Regions from separate parts of the Homo sapiens genome. Here region 1 is linked to region 2. A link is an interaction called in ENCODE POLR2A ChIA-PET data of the cell type or tissue named here. Cell type or tissue: PC-9. All regions are shown on one strand. Links, peaks and the distances in the headings refer to the core of each region. The heading gives the core; the rest is flanking DNA. Region 1 overlaps JARID2 (jumonji and AT-rich interaction domain containing 2). Region 2 has its middle 160 kb from the start of JARID2-DT.

Region 1 (8,332 bases), core at 241-8,240, 330 kb after region 2:
CTTTAGACTTTGTAGGAGAAAATACTGATTCCTAAAAATTCATATTGTTGTAGTTTGTTTCGTGTTGCTGTAACAGAATAGCTGAGACGGGGTAACTTTAGAAATACAGAAATTTATTGGCTTACATTTCTGGAGGCTTGGTATTCAAAGATTGAGGGACTGCATCTGGCGAGAGCTTTCTTGCTGCATTATAACTTGGCAAGAGAGCACAAGAAAGTGCTAAGCTCGGTTTTTGTTGTTTGTTTTTCTTTTTTAAGTTTAGTTTTTAAAGAGATGGGATCTGGCTTTGTTACCCAGGCTGGAATGTAGTGGTGTGATCATGACTTACTGTGTTCTCTAAAGCCTGGGCTAAAGGGATCCTTGTGCCTCAGACTCCTGAGTAGCTGGGACTACAGTCAGTCACATGCCTCCACGCCTGTCTAAGCTTGCATTTATAACAAACCCACTCCCTAGATAGTGACATTATTCCGTTCACGAGGGCAGATCCCTCATGATGTAATCACTTCTTAAGATCTCACCCTCTCAGCACTGTTGGATTAGGGATTAGGTTTCCAACACATGAACTTTGGGGGCCACATTCAGATCATACTGCAGGGTCATAATTTATGTATGTGCTTTGGAAAGAGCATTTTCACTTTATTTTTTAGAATGATACGAATTGCTAGTTAGCTATACTTGTAGATTTAATTACTCCTACTCTACACATCCTTTTATGTGCATGATTTTAGAATCATCAGCAAAAAAATATGCCTTTTGTCTACAGTAGGGTGATGGGGAAAGGGGAAGACTGAGAGGGATTGTATGTGCTTGACTTCCTTCTTATGGAAAATAAAAATCTATGGTGGAGACTGATGCCAGCCTCAGTTCCAACTTTATCTAGTCTGCTTTTCCAACCTGCACGTTGAAGCAATTACATTTTTCTGATGATGCTAATAACATGTTTTAATTCTTCAGTTAAAACATCCATGTGTTTACTTAAGTGTTGTTTTTCTGCAGAAAACCCCCTGAGTCAGATTTTGCTGTGTGTATTTACTGCCAGTGCCTTTACTTGACACTAGGGATCTTTTTAGCTATAGAAACCAGTGGAGTCCAGAGTTCTTGAGGGTTTTGGAGTTTCCTCAAATTTCTAATTCTCTTCCTCAGAGTTTTTCTTTATGGAGGCAACTACAACAACAACAAAACTCAAAACCGGTATATTTTTACCTAGCCATTGAAAGGTCATCTGAGATGCCTCTTTACAAAAGGAAAGCCAGTCCCCCTTCAGAATCTGTCTGCTGTGTTCACGGAAAGGGCAGCCCAAGAAAAGATGAGTGGAGATTCTGTGCTGGTGGGACCCTGAAGGCTGAGTCTTGTTTTTAGTTCTAGATGTTGTTTTTCTTTTTCTTTTGATCATTGTGGTGGGTGAGATTGTTTTTTTTTTAAATGATATATTTACATAGTTTATAACATATATTTTTTTGTTTGTTTTTATTTATTTTTATTGATCATTCTTGGGTGTTTCTCACAGAGGGGGATTTGGCAGGGTCATAGGACAATAGTGGAGGGAGGGTCAGCAGATAAACAAGTGAACAAAGGTCTCTGGTTTTCCTATGCAGAGGACCCTGCGGCTTTCCGCAGTGTTTGTGTCCCTGGGTACTTGAGATTAGGGAGTGGTGATGACTCTTAACGAGCATGCTGCCTTCAAGCATCTGTTTAACAAAGCACATCTTGCACCACCCTTAATCCATTTAACCCTGAGTGGACACAGCACATGTTTCAGAGAGCACAGGGTTGGGGGTAAGGTCACCGATCAACAGGATCACGAGGCAGAAGAATTTTTCCCAGTACGGAACAAAATGAAAAGTCTCCCGTGTCTACCTCCCTCTACACAGACATGGCAACCATCCGATCTCTCAATCCCTTCCCCACCTTTCCCCCCTTTCTATTCCACAAAACCGCCATTGTCATCATGGCCCGTTCCCAATGAGCTGCCGGCTACACCTCCCAGACGGGGCGGTGGCCGGGCAGAGGGGCTCCTCACTTCCCTGTAGGGGCGGCCGGGCAGAGGCGCCCCTCACCTCCCAGACGGGGCGGCTGGCCGGGCGGGGGGCTGACACCCCCACCTCCCTCCCGCACGGGGCGGCTGGCCGGGCAGAGGGGCTCCTCACTTCCCAGTAGGGGCTGCCGGGCAGAGGCGCCCCTCACCTCCCGGGCAGAGGCGCCCCTCACCTCCCGGACGGGGCTGCTGGCCGGGCGGGGGGCTGACCCCTCCACCTCCCTCCCGGTCGGGGCGGCTGGCCGGGCGGGGGGCTGACCCCCCCCACCTCCCTCCCGGACGGGGTGGCTGGCCGGGCGGGGGGCTGACCCCCCCACCTCCTTCCCGGACGGGGCGGCTGGCCAGGCGGAGGGGCTCCTCGCTTCCCAGTAGGGGCGGCCTGGCAGAGGCGCCCCTCACCTCCCAGACGGGGCGGCTGGCCGGGCGGGGGGCTGACCCCCCCACCTCCCTCCCGGACGGGGCGGCTGGCTGGGCGGGGGCTGACCCCCACCTCCCTCCCGGATGGGGTGGTGCCAGGCAGAGACGCTCCTCACTTCCCAGACGGGGTGGCTGCCGGGCGGAGGGTCTCCTCACTTCTCAGACAGGGCGGCTGGGCAGAGACGCTCCTCACCTCCCAGACGGGGTCATGGCCCGGTAGAGGCGCTCCTCACATCCCAGACGGGGCGGCGGGGCAGAGGCGCTCCCCACATCTCAGACGATGGGCGGCTGGGCAGAGACTCTCCTCACTTCCTAGATGGGATGGCGGCCGGGAAGAGGCGCTCCTCACTTCCTAGATGGGATGGCGGCCGGGCAGAGACGCTCCTCACTTTCCAGACTGGGTAGCCAGGCCGAGGGGCTCCTCATGTCCCAGACGATGGGCGGCCAGGCAGAGACGCTTCTCACTTCCCAGACGGGGTGGCGGCCGGGCAGAGGCTGCAATCTCGGCACTTTGGGAGGCCAAGGCAGGCGGCTGGGAGGTGGAGTTTGTAGCGAGCCGAGATCACGCCACTGCACTCCAGCCTGGGCACCATTGAGCACTGAGTGAACCAGACTCCGTCTGCAATCCCGGCACCTCGGGAGGCCGAGGCTGGCGGATCACTCGCGGTTAGGAGCTGGAGACCAGCCCGGCCAACACAGCGAAACCCCGTCTCCACCAAAAAAATACGAAAACCAGTCAGGCGTGGTGGCGCGCGCCTGCAATGGCAGGCACTCGGCAGGCTGAGGCAGGAGAATCAGGCAGGGAGGCTGCAGTGAGCCGAGATGGCAGCAGTACAGTCCAGCTTCGGCTTGGCATCAGTGGGAGACCGTGGAAAGAGAGGGAGAGGGAGACCGTGGGGAGAGGGAGAGGGAGAGGGGGGAGAGGGAGAGGGAGAGGGGCTAACTTATATTGTTTAGAATGGAACCATTACAGAGACTTTCATCCTGTTCTGAATGTGAAGGTGGCCCTGCCTATCTCCTTTCTCATTTTGCCCTTTTATTCCACTCAGTTCTTCTTGTAAAGTGTGTATTTGCCCCATCAGTCTCTCAGTATGTGTAGAAACCAGAATGGATGGATTTTGGTCATTTGGGTGTGGACTTGTGGTCAGAAACTCTTTGGAAGGATGGTTATGGAGGTGAGGATTATTTGTTTGAGGAATGAAACGATAATGTACAGTTAATTTGGTGATGGTATATTTTTAGATGCAAGTAAATACGAGATCTGAAGTGTACGATTCAAAAGAGGTCATCTGAGTTGGCGACTAAAATAGAGAGCAAGATTAACTGTTTATTTTTATCTGTGGGTGAGTAGGGGGAAGAGGGTAGAAAAATTTCACGAGAACAGTGGTTCTTAAGCGGGTTTTGTGGAGACTGTGGTGCAGCATAAGAGTATAGACTGGGGCCAGGCTGTGTGACTTCTCATTATATCTTGAACATTTACTTGTTGTGTTATATAATGCAACAGGTATTGTATCATACCTGTTGGGCAGGTTATATAATATGTCTGGGCCTTAGTTCTCTCATCTGAAAGATGTGAATCACAGTAGTAACTGCCTGATGGTGTTTTGTGACCTGAATAAATTAATTCTTGAAGAGAATTTTGGTGTATTGGTTGGGTGCAATGGCTCACACCTATAACCCCAGCACTTTGGGAGGCTGAGGCCGGCCGGCCACTTGAATCCAGGAGTTGGAGAGACCTGCGTGGGCAATATGGCGAAACTCCATTTCTACCAAAAAATACAAAAAAAATTAGCTGGGCCTGTTGACATGAGCCTGTAGTCCCAGTTACAGGAGGGTGAGATGAGAGGATCGTTTGAGTCTGGGAGATGGAGGTTGCAGTTAGCTGTGATCGTGCCATCACACTCCATCCTGGGGGACAGATCCAGACTCTGTCTCAAAAAAAAACTAAATAAGCGAATAAATAAATAAAAAATTCTCATGTATAAATGGTACTCTGTATGTTAGATGTTAGTAGCCATTGTCAGTATATGTGACACATGAATTGCTACATGTGAGTATGCACATCCTTTCGAGACTTCTCTGACTTGTTTCAGAGGGTTTTTAATTTACACAAATGATTTATATCTTTCCTCTCTGTCAGCCCTACCACAGCCATCTGTAGGCAGATGGAAATGTATGGGTACTCCCTCTTTTGAAGTTATTGAGTCACGGGAAGGACCCTGTGGTGTATGTTGTAAATTTCCTCTGCCGAGCTTGGTGCGACCTAGTATTTGCCTGAATGGAGCAGGCAAGAGTGGTGGGGTGAGGAGATTCCATCGTGGCTGCTCATGCATTAGTCATTGCTTCACCTTAGGGAGAGACCCAGAACCCTAATGTTTAGTGTTGGGATCTCTTGTTAACTATATTCCTCTTTTTTTTTTTTTTTTTTTGGTAAGACAGTCTTGCTCTGTCGCCAGGCTGGAGTGCAGTGGCATGATCTCGTCTCACTGCACCCTCCGCCCTCCCGAGTTCAAGCCATTCCATGCCTCAGCCTCCTGAGTAGCTGGGACTACAGGTGCATGCCACCACACTTGGCTAATTTTTGTATTTTTAGTAGAGACGGTTTCACCATGTTGGCCAGGATGGTCTCTATCTCCTAACCTCGTGATCGCCCGCCTCGTCCTCCCAGAGTTCTGGGATTACAGGCATATGAGCCACTGTGCCCGGTCAACTATATTCTTTAGAAGGGTATATTGCTTTTTGTGTACTAACAGACTTTAAAATAAAAACTCTTAAGAGTTTCTATTTAACTAGTACAGAAGTACCGACTCTGTCTCTAAAGGGATGTAACTTTTTTGTTAAACAAGGAGCTGCTGTATTTTAGTTAGGCTTTCGATCCAATAGGACTTAGTTTAAACACTGTTTGTCCTATTAGATTGAATTTTGAATGTAAAGAATCATTGGAAGTGTATGGATTTCATAACTCAGTGTACTCTGAGATATGACATGCCTCTGGATATGAAGACATGTTGAAAGTGGTGAGAATTCTCTCAGGCTTTTAACAGGTATGATATTCACAGCTACATTGTCTGCACGACTGTGTTCCTTATTCTTTTTGGTCTGAGTTACTTTGATGGTATAAAATACTTTTATTTACTTCGAGTTTGAAAGGAAGATAAGCCCAAATGTATACGAATCTTCTTGATAGCATGCATGAATTGGGATTATTCAAAGTGAGCATCCTTAATAATTGGAATTATATTAAATAAGTGCCTAGTTTTTACTCATTCCTGTATCAAAAATAAATTAGTAGTATAATTTACTATTAAATGCAAAAAAGTGAAAGCAAAACAATCAGCAAAAGGCTTAACATTTCTCTTAACCCTTGATTTATATTTAGAAGCTTCCACTGATCAGGTTATTTGGAGTTTATTTTGTTCTTACAACCTGGAGATATATTTTATAAATAAGAGAAGTACTAGTTTAATTTTCAACTTTAGAGTTATCATGGGTGAAATGTACTCTCTACTACAGAAAGTAAAGAAAAATTGAGTAATAGATTATGATGTGGCAGTTTTGAACACAAAAGATGTGGAAGTAAATATAAAGTAAATATGGGTAAATCTCGCCTATCTTCTGTTTCAAGTTATCTACGTAGTTGCCATTTTTGTTTCTAGTATCATTTGCATTTGCTTTTGCTTGAAGGATTTTAACATTTCTAACATTAGGTCTGCTGTTGATCATTCAGCTTTTGTATGTCTGGGAAGATCTCATTTCACCCACATTAAAAAAATACTTTTATGATAATTGTAGAATTACATGCAGTTATACAAAATACACCTTCATTTCTTATAGATATTTTTGCTGGGTATAAAATTTTAGGTTAATAGTCATTCACCATCAGTACTTCAGTGACACTGCCCCACTGTCCCGATGTGCATCATTTCTGATGAGAATCCTGTTGTTATTTTCATAGCTTTGTAGGAGCAATCATTTACCACAATTTTCTTTTGAATCCCTTACTGGTTTTAGGCAATTTGATACGATGTGCCTTGGCAGTTTTTATTTCCAGAGTTTGAGATTCATTGAGTGTATTAGGTTTGTAGATTTCATTTACTATGGAAAAATTAGAGCCATTATTATTTCAAATATTTTCGTGTGCATTCGTCTCCCCTTTGGGGACCTAATTTTCATATATATTACTCTGAAGTTGTCCCATAGCTCATGTGTTTTGTTCCTTTTTTGATCTGTATGTTGCATTTTAGATAGTTTATACCCTAAATCTGCTGGTAAGACTATTGAATATATCTTTTATCTCAGACATTGTTATTATATTTTAGAAGTTACAGCTGGGCACGCCTGTAATCCTAGCACTTCGGGAGGCCGAGGCGGGTGGATCACCAGGTCAGGAGTTCAAGACCTTCCTGGCCAACATGGTGAAACCCTGTCTCTACTAAAAATACAAAAATTAGCTGGGCGTGGTGGTGCGCATCTGTAATCCCAGCTACTCAGGAGGCTGAGGCAGGAGAATTGCTTGAACCCAGGAGGCGGAGGTTGCAGTGAGCCAAGATCACACCACTGCACTACAGCCTGGGTGACAGAGCAAGACTCCATAAAAAAAAAAAAAAGAAGTTAGATTTTGGTCTTTCCATAATCTTCAGTGTCTCTAGTAATATGCTTATTCTTTGGTGTTTCTTGAACATGTGGAGTACAGTTACAAGAGATATTTGAGTATATGTGCTATTTTTGTCTTCCATTATTTACAAAACAGTTTTGATTGATTAATCTTCCTCCTCATCAGTCATATTTTCCTGCATCTTTGCATGTCTGGTAGCTTTTTATTACTTGACAGACACTAAATTTTTCTCTGGCTGTGGGAAATGTTCGTATTTCTCTACATATTCTTGAGCATTGTTCTGAGATCTGATTATTAGGGAACAGTTTGATCTGTTTGGATCTTGGTTTCAAGCATGGTTAGGTAGGGCCAAAGCAGTGTTTACTGTGAGGCATTGTTTCCCTGCTACTCAGGCAAAAACCCTTACGAGTATTTTACTTGATGTCCTATGGATTATGTTTACCATGTAGGCTAGTAAGAATGGGCACTATTCCTGGTGCTTTTACAATTTGGATACTGTTCCTGCTAATCCTTTCTGGAAATACTTTCTCTTGGGTAGCTTCCTAACACAAATGTGCTTGTTAGTACTCAGCGGAAGACATGAGGAGCGCCTTTGGCAGATTCCATTGTTGTCTGTGTGGCTCTGGCCTCTGCTGTGCTCTGCCTTACACATTATATCACCTTGGCCTCCCCTTGTGTTTCTCAACCCCGGCTCTGCTTGCCCTTTCCGTAACTGCTGCAGCCTGGACATTCTCTCAGGGCAGTGAGCTGGAGGGATCATTTGTTTTCCATCCGTCAGGGATCACAGTATGTTGCTATATGGTGGCCGTTGTTTTGTGTGGATTTTTAGTTCTTTCAGACAGGCAAGAGGTATAAATCCTGTCTAGCTTCACTAAAAGCGGAAGTTCTTTCTGTTCTTTGAATGTTGAATGAGAGTGTGAGAGAGACACGTACCATCAGGAAATGGAACTAGCCACGGTCATAGCTTTTCATTTAGTTTTGTTAGTCTTTAAAAAAAAAAAAAGGTGAACAGCGTAAGTAAGCCCTGACTCCAAGAAAAAAAATTCAAAATTAATAAACATAAGCATTCGGCCTATAATAAAAATAGTAAACTCCATTCCATAATAAAGCCTGTGACTATTAGAAGTCCTTCTTTGAAGCTATGTAATCTGTCTCTTCCGTTAGGAAGAACTGACCTTAGCCTAGATAATATTGTGCTAAAAATTTTTACCTTAATTCTTTTGAAATACCTGTTTTTAAGGTTTTACCACCCTCACTTGGCAGCT
Region 2 (8,332 bases), core at 312-8,311:
CTCATTCTTCAAAATCAGCCCGCTCATCATCACTCAGCACCAAATAGGCCCTCAATAAATGTTTGATGAATGGGCAAATGAATGGTCCCTGTTATTTATGTGATAAAGAATTAATAAACCAGCAAAGGCTGGGCACAGTGGCTCATGCCTGTAATCCCAGTACTTTGGGAGGCTGAGGTGGGTGGACCACGGGGTCAAGAAATCAAGACTATCCTGGCCAACATGGTGAAACCCCGTCTTTACTGAAAATACAAAACTTAGCTGGGCGTGGTGGCGCATGCCTGTAATCCCAGCTACTCAGGAGGCTGAGGCAGGAGAATTGCTTGAACCAGGGAGTCAGAGGTTGCAGCAAGCCAAGATCACATCACTGCACTCCAGCCTGGCGACAGAGCAAGACTCTGTCTCAAAAAAAATAATAAAATAAAATAAAAATAAATAGCTGGGCACAGTGGCTCACGCCTGTAATCCCAGCACTTTGGGAGGCCAAGGTGGGTGGATCGCCTGAGGTCAGGAGTTCAAGACCAGTCTGACCAATATGATGTAATCCTATCTCTACTAAAAACACAAAAATCAGCCGAGTGTGGTGGCACGCACCTGTAATCCCAGCTACTTGGGACGCTGAGACAGGAGAATCACTTGAACCCGGGAGCCAGAGGTTGCATTGAGCTGAGATCGTGCCATTGCACTCCAGCCTGGGCAACAAGAGCGAAACTTCGTCTCTAAATAAATAAATAAACCAAAATTTAGCAGTTAAAAGGATGAGCTCGGAAGTCAGGCTGCCTGACTGCATTCCCAGTTCTACACTCTCTGTGTTCCTGAGTGCCTCTGAGCTTCGTTTCCTCATCTTAAGTAGGAATAGTATGTCCATAGTAGGATCGTTGTGAGAATTCAATGAGTTAATACACATAAAGTGCTTACAACACTGCCTGGGCACAAAGTAAGCTCTTAAAATTGGGCTTTTATTATATCTGGGATGGCTTTTCTGACCTGTCTCCAAACATATCACTAACCCCCATGTTCCCACATGTACCCAAAACATCCCGTGCTGCTCCTCCACCCATCCCCATGCCTCCATCTTGCCGCCAGCATCATCTTATCATACTGTGTCCTGGTTATCTACTGCTGTGTAACAGACCACCCCAAGAGTAGTGGCTTAAAACAACCATACCTTTTATTTTGCTCAAGAATCAACAGTTTGGGCAGGCTCTGTGAGAATGACTTTTCTTTGCTCTAGATGGTAACAGCCCAAGTGGCTCAAAGGCTGGGGAATGGATCTAAAGCCATATTCACTCACATGCCTGGTGCTTGATGCAGGCTATCAATTGAGACCTTAGCTGGGGCTCCTGGCCAGAACACAGACACACAGCCTCTTCGTGTATCCTGGGCTCTCTCGTGACATGATGGCTGAGCTCCAAGGGCAAATGTCCGAACAGAAAAAGAGCCAAGAACAAGCCATATCACCTTTTATGACCTGGTCTCAGAAGCCACCTGGTGTTACTTCCTCTACTATCTATTCATCAAGGAAGTCCCAAAGGTCCTCCCAAGTTCACAGTAAGAGGAAATAAACTCCAACTCTTTTTTTTTTTTCTTTTTTCAGACAGCGTCTCACTCTGTTGCCCAGGCTAGAGTATAGGGGCATGATCTCGGCTCACTGCAACCTCTACCTCCTGGGTTCAAACCATTCTCCTGCCTCTGCCTCCCGAGTAGCTGAGATTACAGGCGTCCGTCCTCATGCCCAGCTAAGTTTTGTATTTTTTTAGTAGAGATGGAGTTTCACCATGTCGTCCAGGCTGGGCTCGAACTCCTGACTTCAGGCGATCCACCAGCCTTGGCCTCCCAAAGTGCTGGGACTGCAGGCATGAGCCACTGCACCCAGCCGAACTCTTGATGAGGGAGTAGCAAGGTTCTGGCAATGTGGGACCAGAGATATTACTGTACTAACCGTGTGTTTTACTTTTTGTATCTTGATGCTTTGAGATCTGGGGCCTTGCTGACTCTGAAGGGACTACTCCTCCCAGGATTAGCCAATTCCTAGAGACAATAAACAAGCTCAAGTTCTAACTCCTTAGGATAGAATTCAAGACCCCCTCCAATTAGGCCTCAGTCTAACTTCCTACCTTCCCTCTCTCTAGCCCCTCTACAAACTGCTCCAACGGTTTAGCCAATTTCCTGTTCTCCAAAGACACCTCGCAATTACTCTTTACTGGATCTCTTGCTCACCTTTCAAAGTCCAACCTGAGCCCTGGCTCCTCCGTGTTCCTCCATGCTCCTCCGTGAAGCCATTCCCATTCATAGGGATGCATGTCCTTTCTGAATCCTGTCTCACAGCATTCATCCTCTGTACCAGTCCCTTTATTGCTTGGTTATACAACAGATCTACCTATGTTGTTAATTAGATTCTGAAGATTAAAGCTCTAAGGAACTTTAAGAGATTATTTTGTTCAACACCCTTAATTTGAGGCGAGGAAACCAGGCCTGAGCGATTACTGGCCCAAGGTCCCAGCACTCATTAATGGCAGGGGAAGGAATAGAAGCCACAAACCCATTTCTACTTTATTCTCTTTCTTTAACACCAGGTTGCCTCTATTCAGCTATTTTAAATGTGTTAGTCTTGTCCCTGGCAGAGTTTTGAAGCTATATTAGGGCAGGCAAGGACTACATCTTAAGTCGCTTGTATCCTGACAACATCCAGCAATGTCTTAGTAAATCTATGTTGAAACCATAAAAATATTTCTAGGTCTTTCCTTTACCCACTAGGAACCGAAACTTTTCTTTTTCTTTTTTTTCTTTTCTTTTTTTTTTTTGAGAGAGAGTCTCACTCTGAAGTCCAGTGGTACGATCTTGGCTCACTGCAACCCCTGCCTCCGGGGTTCAAGAGATTCTCATGTCTCAGCCTCCCAGGTAGTTGGGACTACAGGCGCACACCACCACACTGGACTAATTTTTGTATTTTTAGTAGAGACAGGGTTTCACCATGTTGGCCAGGCCAGTCTCAAATTCCTGGCCTCAGGTGATCTGCCTGCCTTGGCCTCCCAAATTGCTGGGATTACAGGCATGAGCCACGGCACCCAGTGTTGAAATTTTTCTTTCTTTTTTTTTTTTTTTTTTTTTTTTTGAGATGGAGTCTCGCTCTTGTCCCCAGGCTGGAGTACAATGGCACGATCTTAGCTCAATGCAACCTCCACTTCCTGGGTTCAAGCGATTCTCCCTGCCCCAGCCTCCCAAGTAGCCAGGACTACAGGTGCCCACCACCATGCCCAGCTAATTTTTTGTATTTTTAGTAGAGACAGGGCTTTGCCACGTTGGCCAGGCTGGTCTCGAACTCCTGACCTCAGGCGATCGCCCACCTTGGCCTCTCAAAGTGCTGGGATTACAGGCGTGAGCCACCATGCCCAGCCGAAATTTTTCTTAAGAATAAAACGTTTTTCTCCTCTTTTAATACAGAATACCTTTCTTATGAGTTTTCTAAAAGTACGTTAAGCAAACCAAAACAAAAGGAGGTGGGTAATGTACCTGAAGAAACTTAGCCAATTCAATTTTTGCAACCTCAGAAGCATGTTCCATTTACTTCTTGGAACTAACTGTGGTCCCACCATAAATTGAACCAGATACACTTGTTCTAATGTTATCTCAACTTTGCAGGCAGATTGTAACCCAGGGTTGGTTTAGTTCATCTATTTCCTAGTCCATTAATCCACTGCTCTTGCTGTCTCAGCCGTGTGGGCATTCTTTCAGTTGGAACATACAGAGGCTGCTTTCTCCTCCAAAAGCTTAAAAGCAACAAAGCAAGAAAGAGAGAAAAAGCAAGAAAGCAAGAAACTGAGAAAAAGCAAGAAAGCAAAAAAGCAAGAAAGGGAAAGCAAGCAAACACAGCTTCTACCTCTTCCCTTATAGAATCAGAGCCCCTTGAGAGTGCCTACAGGATCTACTTAGAAAGGTTATTTTGCAAATGTCCCATTAGCTACGGCATAATACAGCTCTCCTCCAGCAGAAAAGCTCTGCTTTCTGGGAGTCTGTTCCCTCCTCAGCCTAATGGATTCTGTCAGGGGCAGGATGTGGCTTTTGCCATCACGGGCCATAAAACCCAGGAGTAATGGCTGCAGTGATGGCGGCCTCCTGCCGGCCCATCAGCACGGGAGTTTGACGGTGAGGAGGAGAGAAAGGAAAACTGGGAAAAGTTCTGAATGCTCAATAACTTTTCAGAGGTAAGATGAGGGAGAGAGAGACCTAGAGCCATAATTGCAGAAGCCTCTTGCAAAATTTAATTAAAACTTGGGCAGAAACAAACACCAGAAACAAGTGTCATTCATCAACTTAAACCGCCAACTAAGGTAAACACTGCCACAAACTCAGGAAAAGAAAGGGAGGAGAATGGAACGAGGGGTGATCACTCTAGATATCAAGCAAATCAAATTACCCTGAAGGCCCTGCCAGACACATGCATTAATCATTGGTTATCCCAGCTGCACACCTGTATGGAGAGGAGAACTTGGCGTCCTCAAATTGACTCTGGCTGGCAAAGTGGGAAAGCAGAAGGACAGGGTGGCAGGCCAAGGGGAACCCAATCCAGAAGTGGCCACGTGGCACCCACGGCTCTGCACTGGCCAGGTGGAAGAAGGAGGAACCACGTAAGATTCAGGCGAGGGCGTACAATCATCCCCAGCTTTCCAGTCTTGCTTCTTGTTTTCTGGAGCCTATGTAGCTGGACAAACCTGCTGAGCTGCAACGTGAAGCAACTTTCCCCGGGAGGGGGAAGGCTTCAGGGTGAATCCAAGCCAACTCCAGGGATAACAGAGTGGGAAAGCAAGTTGAGCTTTCAAATCCTTTATGTGGCTGGTTTTCTTCTCTCGTGAGATTCAGCATTTAGTAGGAGGGAGACGGGGTAGGGTGGGGTGGGGACAAAGTGAGCCGTTGACTTTGTTTCCTGGGTCACAGGCTTTGTACACCCACAAGTCCCGAGGGCAGGTCACAAGCTGAAATCTTCTTACTCCAGAGAGAGGAGGCTGGAGAGCAGCTCAGCCATCCAGGCTGGGAGCTATTTGCACTTGATGAGCAATTTCAAGTGGGAACCATCAGAGTGTGTGCCTGTGTGAATGCCAGAGTGCATTTAGAGGGAACAAATGATTTATTATCGGGGCCTCAACAAAGTTACATTCGAAAAGGGAGGGAGCCTCTTATTCCCCTCCTTATCATTAAAACCTTAAAGAGGTAGAATCCATTTGGTCTCTTAAGCCAGGCTGGAAGGGAGTCACAGCTAATCAAGCAGCCCGCTCAGCTCCTTCAGCCCTTCTTTGAGTACAACAATATGTATAAACTGGCAAAAGGGACTACAGACTGCTTTGATGTTAAACAAAGAGGAAAACCTCCAAAACACGGTAAAAATTGTATCTCTGTTTAACTCTTCCGCGTCCTTTCTTCAGCACAAATTTAAGACACGTACAGCTAGGCTCCAGGGAGAGGTACATAATGAAAAATTATCATTTCAGATACTTAGATCCAAGTATTTTGTAGCAAGAGAAAATGTCCAGTCTCCTCTTCTGAATTACTTTCTCTGCTTACGTTTTTTTGTTTGTTTTGTTGTTGTTGTTGTTTTTGAGATGGAGTTTCACTCTTGTTACCCAGGCTGGAATGCAGCGGCATGATCTCGGCTCACTGCAACCTCCATCTCCCGGATTCAAGCAATTATCCTGCCTCAGCCTCCCGAGTAGCTGTGATTACAGGCACCTGCCACCAAGCCCGGCTATGATTAAATATTACTTCACTAATAACAAATACTGTGCTCTGGCCAGGTGCAGTGGTTCACACATGTAATCCCAGCACTTCAGAAGGCTGAGGCGGGAGGATCACTTGAGCCCAGGAATTTGAGATCAGCCTGGGCAACACAGTAAGACCCCTGTCTCTACAAAAAATAGAAAAAATTAATTGGGCATGGTGGCGTGCACCTGTCCTCCCAGCCACTTGGAAGGCTGAGGCAGGAGGATCACTTGAGTCCAGGAACTCAGAGACTACAGTGAGCTGTGGTCGTGCCACTGCACTCCAGCATGGGTGAAAGAAGGAGGCCCTATCTCAAAACTAGATAAATAAATAAAATACTGTTTTTTGAGCAGTTTCTGGGGCCTGATACTACAAGAAGAGCTCTACGGTGACCACCTCATTTAATCCTTCAATAACCCTGTGAGATCCATATTGTTGTCTCACCTTAAAACTGGAGGAATAGACGAGCTAAGGGACATGCCTAATATGTCCCAGCCTATGATAGAGAAGTGTTCTTTTTTTACTTGAGACTGAATCTTGCTGTGTCACCCAAGCTAGAGTGCAGTGGCACAATCTTGGCTCACTGCAACTTCTGCCTCCCTGCAACTTCCGCCTCCCAGGTTCAAGCGATTCTCCTGCCTCAGTCTTCCGAGTAGCTGGGATTACAGGCGCACACCACCATGCCCAGCTAATTTTTGTATTTTTAGTAGAGATGGAGTTTCACCATGTTGGTCAAGCTGGTCTTGAACTTCTGACCTCAGGTGATCTGCCCACCTTGGCCTCCCAAAGTGCTGGGATTACAGGCATGAGCCATCACGCCCAGCCTAGAGAAGTATTCTTTTTAAATTTGTAATTCATTTGAAATGGATTTTTTTTTTTTGAGACGGAATTTCGCTCTTGTTGCCCAGGCTGGAGTGCAATGGCACGATCTTGGCTCACCGCAACCTCCGCCTCCCGGGTTCAAGTGATTTTCCTGCCTCAGCCTCCCAAGTAGCTAGGATTACAGGAGTGCACCACTACGCCCAGCTAATTTTGTATTCTTAGTAGAGACAGGGTTTCTCCATGTTGGTCAGGCTGGTCTCAAACGCCTGACCTCAGGTGATCTGCCCACCTTGGCCTCCCAAAGTGCTAGGATTACAGGCGTGAGCCATCACGCCCTGACAAAATGGAATTTTTCTAAAATATATTGTATGCTTCCAGGGCTTACAAAAGAAAATTCCTAGGAAATGTCCAGAGGAAATGATCCCTGGGCAGGTTGGAATTCCAGCCTTTAGGTCTTCAGGGATGCCAGGGAAGGAGAATCTGTTGTGAACAAAGACCACAAATTGCTGCCTATGTGGAGAAGAGGAGCACGTGCCGGCGCAGCCGGACAGAAGGAGAAGTCAGAGGAGTTGAAGGTTGGAGGTTTGGTGAAGTAAAAGAGAGCACTAGGAAGGTTTTCAATCACTATAGGTTGAAAACCAGCCATGGTTCAAGAAGGAAGAAGCTCATAAGATTCCGGCATACATATTGTCCCACTTCTCCTTGGTAATGATGGGGTTCAGGACACGCTATCACACAATATGGCACCTTGGCACATCAGAGGCAGAAAGGTCACTCTCTCTTTCCCCTTGCCCTCCCTGCTGAAGCAGATCATAAGACCTTCACTCCAGAGGTGCTCTCCCTACACCTGGAGGAAAGGAGCTTCCTTATCGACGTAGGAGCACAGAGAAGAATCTGAACAAACAGGATCTGCTAGACACCCCCAGTTTGTCACCGTTAGAGTCAACCCACGTCGTCCAATCACATTTCTCTACAACCATCCTCTCTTCACCAAACCTAAGCACACAAATACACAGGTTTCCCTGTTCCTTTGGCTTTTCATTTCTGAAAGCTACTGTGTTTCATAAAACTTACATTAAATAAATTTGTGGGGCTGGGCACAGTGACCCATGCCCATGATCCCAGCATGCCAGGAAGCCAAGACAGGAGAATCGCTTGAGGCCAGAAGTTGAAGACCAGCCTGGGCAACATGGCGAGACCCCATTGCTAAAAAAAAATAAATAAATAAAATTAATTAATTAATTAATTAAAAATTAAAAATTAGCCAGGCATGGTGGTGCATGCCTGTGGTCCTAGCTATTTGTGAGGCTGAGGTGGGAGAACTGAGCACAGACATTCAGGGCTCCAGTGAGCTATGATCTCACCACTGCACTCCAGCCAGGTGATAAAATGAGACCCTGTCTCTCTTTTTTTTTTTTTTTTTGAGATGGAGTCTCACTCTGTCACCCAGGCTGGAGTGCAGTGGCACAATCTCGGTTGACTGCAACCTCTACCTCCCGAGTTCAAGCAATTCTCCTGCCTCAGCCTCCTGAGTAGCTGGGACTACAGGCATGCACCACTATGCCTGGCTAATTTTTCTATTTTTAGTAGAGATGGGGTTTCACCATATTGGCCAGGCTGGTCTCAAACTCCTGACCTCAGGTGATCTGCCCGCCTCAGCCTCCCAAAGTGATGGGATTACAGGCGTGCAGCCACACCCAGAGACCCTGTCTCTAAAAAAAAAAATTATAAAATAAATTTTGCCGGCCGTAGTGGC

The links. Peaks named below come from ENCODE experiments on the same cell type or tissue, not always from the same donor. Only the 100,000 strongest peaks of a DNase experiment are listed, where the experiment ranks them.
Region 1: POLR2A ChIA-PET joins it to region 2 with 21 read pairs; 3 of 35 experiments call an interaction of 5 or more read pairs at or near these places.

The regions. Positions count from the first base shown.
Region 1 is chr6:15,413,355-15,421,686 of GRCh38, forward strand. The region is part of intron 3 of JARID2 (jumonji and AT-rich interaction domain containing 2); the gene reads left to right. Among named protein-coding and RNA genes, the nearest start is that of DTNBP1-AS1, 130 kb to the right of the region's middle. RefSeq lists a silencer at 88-255. In PC-9, for the core only: no CTCF peak of the experiment used is centred there; a DNase peak (open chromatin) is centred at 4,687; H3K27ac peaks cover 1,713 bases.
Region 2 is chr6:15,085,305-15,093,636 of GRCh38, forward strand. No RefSeq gene overlaps it. Among named protein-coding and RNA genes, the nearest start is that of JARID2-DT, 160 kb to the right of the region's middle. In PC-9, for the core only: no CTCF peak of the experiment used is centred there; DNase peaks (open chromatin) are centred at 1,517, 4,707 and 4,987; H3K4me3 peaks cover 1,872 bases; H3K27ac peaks cover 2,390 bases.